Regions from separate parts of the Homo sapiens genome. Here all the other regions are linked to region 3. Evidence: chromatin loops called from intact Hi-C (ENCODE). Cell type or tissue: sigmoid colon. All regions are shown on one strand. Region 1 overlaps LOC105373456 (a long non-coding RNA gene). Region 2 overlaps LOC105373456 (a long non-coding RNA gene). Region 3 overlaps LOC105373456 (a long non-coding RNA gene).

Region 1 (2,500 bases), 98 kb before region 3:
GGCTATTTCTGTTGGTTTTTGTGATCATGTTCACAAGCAAAGCTATAAATCTTACAACATAGAACAATCTGTGGTTTGAGTGAAAGCTGAAGGCTGGAGGTGGAGAGATCTTTCTTCCAGCTCCACTTAATGGTCCAAGACTCAGCTGCCCTTTGATCTTGGAGTGGAGATTTGGCTTTCAGAGAGAGTACACAGGTGGCAATATGTAAACAAAATAACACCCCAGGGCCTTTGTCAGGCCTTTGGAAAACAAAGTGGAAACATGGTTGGCTCCTAAGCTGACTGGACATTAAATAATGAGTCTGACACATAGTGAAGTCTTCACACCCTCAGCCATTCACATGGACCTATGACAAGTTGATGCACTTCCAAAGGGTTCACTGGCTTTTCCCTTGCCTAACCCCAAACCACGCTTATTTTTGCACACGAAGTTTTAGTAACAAAATAGAAAATGTGCATCTCTGCCCTGGGTTTATCGCTGAGCCCTTCCTGAACATTCTCAAGATCCATCCCAGAGTGAGTTCTATGGGATCAATGTGGGAAGAGATTTAAAAAAAAAAAGTGGTTCTTTCCTTCCTTCCTCCCCTTCCCTTTCCCCTTCCCCTTCCCTCCTTCCTTCCCTCTCTCCCTCCCTCCCTGCTTGCTTGCTTGCTTTCTCTCTCTCTCTTTTTTCTCTGTCTCTCTCTCTTCCTTCCTTCCTTCTTTTTTTCTCTCTTTCCTTTCTTTCCTTTTTCTTAGTAGAAAACAAGAACACAAGAAAGGAGTGGGTTTGGGCACTCTTGAATTATTTCTCCATTTTACCCTCATGGAGGGACTAAAGCTGGTACTGTTTCTTGAGAACCTGTCCTGTCTCTGGCCCCATGCCCACCGACTTTCCTGGAACCTCTACCTGGGTCTCCGAGGGCCTGGCAGCAGCTGAAAGGGAGAGCTCTGTGCAGAGCAAAGGCAGGCTTTATTAAGACATTGGTTCAGATGGGGCCAAGCAGTCAGAGGCAGAGGAGGGACTGTCTCATTCACTCACCTCCGGACCAGAAGCCTCTCTTGTACTCAGGGACTGACTCATTCCTTGTCTCACCCCTGTTCTCTTATGAATTCCTCCAGAGCAAGAAACAGTATTTGTGTATTTTGAGAAGTCAAGGGCCAGTGTTAAATGTTCCTACCTCTGAGAGAAAGCACATTGCCTTCCTCATTGTCGTGCTGGGAAGAAACCCCAGCTCTTCCGTGTGTTCAAGACTCCAACCAGGCCTCCTCGGTGCCAGGTTCTCATCCGCGCCGCACCCCTGAGAACAAGCAGCAAGACTCAGCTGCAGTTAATTTTCATTTGCTGTTTGTATATAAATGCTTTTAGTACTTAAACTAAATTCAGATCAATTAAACTAATGTTGTTTGACATAATATTCCTTGTTCCAAAATCAATATCCCTTCATTTGACAGACTTATTCTTGAATTCAGGATGTTTATTGTTCTTAAAGCTTACCTATAGACCTGGTTTTTGTCTTTAATGATATAAAACAGTTCTTCTTCACATACTGTACGCCAGCATGTAATGGGGCTCAAATTTCTCTGGTAAATATCTTTAATTGTACCATCATGCCTTTTAATCTCAGCAGTACATGACCACTCTTTCTCTGTCTCCATTTGTCTCCTTAGTTTTAAATACATTCCTTTAGTGGTGTCTGTTTAGAAAGAACTGGGGTGAAGGAAAGAGCCAGGCTGAGATTTGCAGTCCGGAGCTCCCTCTTTCCAAAGAGCAGGGCCAACAGAGCTCTCCCAGCCTGGCTATTTAACTATGGCCACTTATTCTTCGCCAGATCCCCAACTCCCCCTCTGACCCAACCCAGTCCTCATAAAGTAACATGCAGCTACTAAAACGCACCATGTTTTCTCACTGGTCTTTCCCCTATGCCCTGCAGCTCTTCTTCACCCTGCTTTTGGCTCTTATAAATCTTTTTCTGTTTTCCCTGGCCTTTGTCCAGAGACAGGCCTTGCTTGGCTTTGGGGAGAGAAGCCTGAGGGTCATTTATCACTTGAACAGTGGGAATGGGGGATTGAGCGGTAGTTTTTTTGCTGTCACCATGGCAAAGGTCTGTGCACAGTTACCTAATTGGAAGAAGCTGGCCCCAGTTCCTATAATTGCCCCACCTTGATAACTGTCCAGCTCAGACTTGCTCACTTCATGATGAAGGAAAGAATCTGTGCAGAGGAAGGACCCTCTCGGCGATAAAACAGGAATGGTTTGCAATGTTTTTCTTTTTTTTTTCCAGGCAAATATATTCTTTAAATTAATAGTTATTGAAACTATAGAAGCTGGCATTTGTGAGAGCTTTAATCAGCCTCTGAAATATACCCGACTTTGCTCTGTGACCAGCCTTCAGACAAGATGAAGCCTCATGAAACCTGAGCTGGGCTTGCTTGTCTGAGTCTTCCTACTGGAAAGGCTCCTGCAGCAAAGTGTGCCCAGACCCTAGAAAGGGAGCTGCTCTGCCCCACTGCGCGCGCG
Region 2 (2,500 bases), 87 kb after region 3:
TTTTCTTCAAATCTACTTTCTGCAAGTACCATTCAAAACCAAAATGATCGTAAGTCAGTGTAGTTACAGACTACAAGGTAATGGCATCCAAATCATATGAGATTTGCCCTGTGACATGACTATTTGTTATTCTGGGTCAAATACTTTATAAAAAGGATACAAATGGTGTGCTTTCCTGCTCTATCAGACTTAATAATGGAAAAGATTTCTAAAGGTGCTTCTCTAATTCAGTGGCTTCACCATTGATACGATCACTAAAACTCAACCCTTAGAGTAACGTTTGATTCTTTTCTACATTTATTAATAGTTACCAAGTGTAGTTGGTGGCCCATTTAAAATGTTTCTCCCCTTAATCTTTTCTGTTCCGTCGTTACTTCCACCATCTCAAAGGATTCATAAATTTTGTTTCGGGAGCATGTCAGAAAAAAGAGATAGTGAGAGATAATAAGAGTCTTGACGAGGACAGTGGCTTCTGGATAAAAGGCCTTGGCCCAAGCAACGCCAAGGCTGTCATCTGCCTGGTGACACCAAAGTTTCATTGTAAATATATAGCAAAGCAGGAATCCTCTTTGGAAGCCAAAATATCTCACAGGCAGCAAAACAGATGGAAGAGCTGTGAATAATAAAAGGTCTTACAGGACTGAATCCAGGAAAGGGAGGATGCCTGTAGGTGAGGAAAGGGTTACAGGTCCCCCACGGCTCTGTTCAGCCACACATACACGAACAGGGTATACACAAAAACGCCATCCTAACTGACAGGCAGCTGATCATTTCTGCAGCAGACATTGGTCTTAATATCTGCATCCTAATTTATTTGACATCTGCAGAACATCCAAAGACAATATTCAAGTATGGGATGGGCAATCCGGCTGCTTTCTGAGTTCATCAAATATCTCACACTCCTTTTTCAAATGTTTTCAGTTTTGCAAAACTCAAAATGCATTTTGCCAAACATGTTCTCTGTTAATGTTTATTTAGAAGGGAATTTAATCCGTATGCTGCTGGTACATTTACACTTAACTCATCGAAATGTTTTACTAGAGTCATTTGATGTCCAAGAAACCTTTTGAGTCTTTTTTATAAGCCTCTTCAAGCCCATTTTGCTTCGAAACAGGAAGTCGCCTGTTACTAACCATAAATGAATGCACTCCCCAGAGGATTTGGTTTCATTTAAGACACTGAGAGACCACAAGGTCTCAGCCTACCCTGAACTCCACAGAAAAGATTTTTTCCTGAACCTACCGAGAATGAGCCATGCACAGATGAGGTGCTGTTATTATTTTCCAAAACGAAATCCTTTATGAAGAGGCATCTTTCATACAACTCCTGGGAAAGACGGTTACCGAAACAGAGCGCTAAATCATTGGCTTTGCGAGCTGCACCTGGTCAATGTCACTGTCTCCTATGAATCCACTTACCATTCAGAGCTCGTTTGCCAGTATTAATAGAACAAATAAAATGGAATGGGAGATAAAGATACCGACATAGTGATTTCTTGCTTCAGGAAAACCTTCCTGAGTTACAGACCAATACAATGTTCCCAACCACAAGCCAGGGAGCCAAAGCTGATATAAACACAGCATCCAAGCCACAGAACATGACTTGTTTAAGGCTTAATTCTGTGAAGTAAGGCAGGAAACAAGATTTATCCTTCTGGGAAACTTTTGGCATTTGCCTCGGGCTGGGCCTGATTACTCTCTGCCGTCCTCACCATCCATTACAGCTATCTGAAGGACATCAATTTTTTGCCCAAACTAAGGCAAGAGAGAAATGTCTCCATCTGAGTCCTGTAGAAATCTTTGTGTTTGACGTGGCATTAAACAACCAAGAGCGAACTGCCCTGTTGTGTGTTGCTGCGAGGATCATCGTTGCTATCTTAGGCCTTTTGGCTGTGAAGGGGAGTGAAATTAGTTGGGCTAAAGCCATTTTACAAACATAGTAAAAATAAATTACTACACTTATTAATTGAATCTTAAACTTGTCATTATGGCAAACTCTAAATTATTCCAAGAGCCTTCACTGAGACTTGGCAAAAATATTGGGTGCTGGAGGTCAGTTTTCATGTATGAAATCCAGCTTAGGTTATAACTGCACAGGCTACAGAGTAAACGTTCAAAGGATGAATGGGCCATTGAGAAGTAAATCAGACTCCCTGAGACTCTTAAATGAGTGCTGGAAGATTTCAAGCCATCAGTGTGGTGGGCTACCAATAGAATTGAGCTGTTAATAGAAGATAATTTGGGGCTGTTTAATATCAAGTATTTTTCTTTGTCATGTGTGTGTAAGAGTTTGTTTTTCAACGTGTCTTGTGTCTTTATGTCATGTTATTTTAGTTGTTTTAACTGCATGCTGATTGGGCACCGAAAGCTGTGAGTTAGTCCTTGGCCCACATTGTAATTCCTGGGCACAAGGCTGGAGTGTTTACACTGCAGGGGGATGTTCAGACTCTGACCCAACTGGGAGACATTTCGGTTAACATTTGGCTTTACTTACTTGTCCT
Region 3 (2,500 bases):
TATGCATATTTATTGTTTTGATGTAATCTTTGTTGGTTATTTAGAGCAGATATGATCACCATACCCCAAGTATTCTGAAACACGTGAGTCTCTCCCATGGACATTTGTTCTATTTCATTGCATTGACTAGGGACTACCTAGGGACAGGGTTGAAGGTTGTGGTTATGTAAACTCAGATCCTTCATCATGTATATTCCATCTGAAGACAGCAATTAGACACATAACTAAAATACAAAGAAAGTACCTAATCACTAACTTGTAGAGTTATGTGGTTTAAATAAGAAAATTCCCTGGTAGGTAGAAAACTGCTAATATTAGCTGTTTTATTGATATTATTTTCTATCATCATCACCATCATCATCAGTGCAAGGAGGTAGTAACATAATTCTATGAATTGACAGAGGTGGAAGAATTTGATTTGCTGCTAGATTGATTCCATGGATATTGACAATGACCGCAAATATGGTCCTTGGATAAAGGATAGATAAAGGATAGGTCCTTGGAGAAAGGAAAATCATTAGTGGGCACACAGGGAGAACTGAAAGTGGAGAAGCAGGGATGTTTATTGCGCTGCTTTGTCAGGGTGCATTGTGGCAAAAAAAATCAAAACAAAACAAAACAAAAAACCTGTTTCAGTATTGGGGCCTATGCATTGACCTTTTGGTTCTGTCTTATTCTCTCTAATTAGCTCACTTCAACTTGGTGTGTTTTCTTTAGCATTGCATTTGGCATCAGCCTGGTCCCAGTATAACAATTTTGAGAGGATGAGAGACATGGATGGAAATAACCCCTCTAAAGTTACTATGACCTTCTCCCATAATGTATTGTAATGTGGTGGTAATGATAGGCACACTAGCTTCTGTACTTGAAGTTAAAAGAAAATTCAGTTCTGTTTTCTTTTCACCATCCACAAACTGTTATTTGTAATAACAGAGGGAAGAGTTTTCTATAGCTAGCCTGTCAGTGGTTCCAAACTGGAAATAACATCCAACCACTAACTGCTGTTTAATTTTTTTTTCTTTTTACTTTATTTCATGTGTAGCTATGTTTGCACAGCAGGGCGGCAAACATCTGAGGAAATGTCACTTGGAATAGCAAATAAGCTAGCAATGCCATTGTCTCTGCCTAAGGTTTTACCTTTGGTGTGTGTAGTTCTTATTTACTTTGGTGGGTTAATAGCCCCAGTTCACCAGAAAGACTTAATTTAAATAAAATGAAACCTGCGGGAAGATGAAAGGTGGCAAATGGCACTACTTGCCAAAATGTCAATTTCATGCTTGTGGTACTTTATTTCTCTAGAATGGGAAGCATTTCTAAGAGAAACCCATCACCAAGAGCATTGTTGGCTGCTGAATGACTGAGGGCAGAAGAAGGGAGTCCTGGTGAGAATTCAGCACAGGGCGGGGCCTGCAGAAGCCTAGATGCTCAGTGTATAATCTTTATATGTAACTAAACCCCAGACAGACTTCTTGTGTTTCTGAGGGATGCTCCTGTTTTCTCTCAGGGATTTCTATTTTGGGAGGTTGGCACAAAGAGACGTCAGTGGATGTTGGCAGAAACCATGTTTCTCTCCAGCTGCTCCAATGGAAATCAACATGTTACCGTGAGTCATATTTTTTCCTTTGCCAGTAGGGTTTTATACACCATCATCCCTACTCCAAGACATGCCTAGTGACCAGGAGCAGGAGGAATTCTTGGACCTCTGGGAGTTCATGGCCCTCTCCTTAAAGGAAGGGCCCAAACTCAAAGAAAAAGCTAGAGGTTAAGACAGAATCATACTACTTCCCTCCATAAAGTTGATAGTTTTCTCGTATCAGGGGCAGGATAGGGGCACAGATAATGGTATAGGGGTTCTTTTCTGGCACCTTGTGTCATATTATTTGCCCTTTTCCTCTCCAGCTAACTCCTTGTACCAGAGAGAAAAGCAAAGCATTTAAATTTATGAGTACTGATATAGTTCCAAGTCAGCATTTTAACTACTTTGCGTTTCAGTTTACACATCTGTAATACGTGAATAGTAACCACTTCCTCAGAATTGTTGAGAAGATGAAATTAGATAATTGAGTTTAGTGCATGTAAAATGTTCCCAGCAAAGTTCTGCTGGAGGTAAGCCTTTTTAGATCCAAGATTTTCAACCTAAGATTTACCTCCAGAAGTATTTTGCTGGGAAAATTTTACATGCACCAAACTCAACTGCTGTATTCATGATAGTAATATTTTTTCTTTTGTATAATACCTTTCTTCAAAGATACAACTAAGTATATAACAAAAATTCAACTCAGATATATTTCGTTACCCATCTTTCTTTATGCAAGCATGTACTTTCTTCCTATGATTTACTAGGCATAGGCATAGGCATAATGACATTTCAGAATTATGCTCGTTACCATGATGGCAACAAGGCTGGATGATGTAGCATTTAATCAGGCATAGTTCTGGCCTTTTAAACAGCTCACAGTCTGATAATATAATTTAATAAAACTATGTGTAATTCAAAATA

The links. Hi-C counts contacts between places; a loop is a spot of excess contacts. Peaks named below come from ENCODE experiments on the same cell type or tissue, not always from the same donor. Only the 100,000 strongest peaks of a DNase experiment are listed, where the experiment ranks them.
Region 1: a loop joins it to region 3, with 2.4 times the contacts of the local background. A loop is called at or near these places in 2 of 110 quality-filtered maps.
Region 2: it touches region 3 in a loop (8-fold over the local background); 3 of 110 quality-filtered maps call a loop at or near these places.

What each region holds. Positions count from the first base shown.
Region 1 is chr2:18,790,456-18,792,955 of GRCh38, forward strand. The region is part of intron 4 of LOC105373456 (a long non-coding RNA gene); the gene reads left to right. Among named protein-coding and RNA genes, the nearest start is that of NT5C1B-RDH14, 200 kb to the left of the region's middle. In sigmoid colon, no CTCF peak of the experiment used is centred here; DNase peaks (open chromatin) are centred at 916, 1,246 and 1,876.
Region 2 is chr2:18,975,198-18,977,697 of GRCh38, forward strand. All of the region lies in intron 5 of LOC105373456 (a long non-coding RNA gene), which reads left to right. Among named protein-coding and RNA genes, the nearest start is that of LINC01376, 51 kb to the right of the region's middle. In sigmoid colon, no CTCF peak of the experiment used is centred here; DNase peaks (open chromatin) are centred at 1,384 and 1,714; H3K4me3 peaks cover 594 bases; H3K27ac peaks cover 1,374 bases.
Region 3 is chr2:18,888,636-18,891,135 of GRCh38, forward strand. All of the region lies in intron 4 of LOC105373456 (a long non-coding RNA gene), which reads left to right. Among named protein-coding and RNA genes, the nearest start is that of LINC01376, 140 kb to the right of the region's middle. In sigmoid colon, no CTCF peak of the experiment used is centred here; a DNase peak (open chromatin) is centred at 1,536.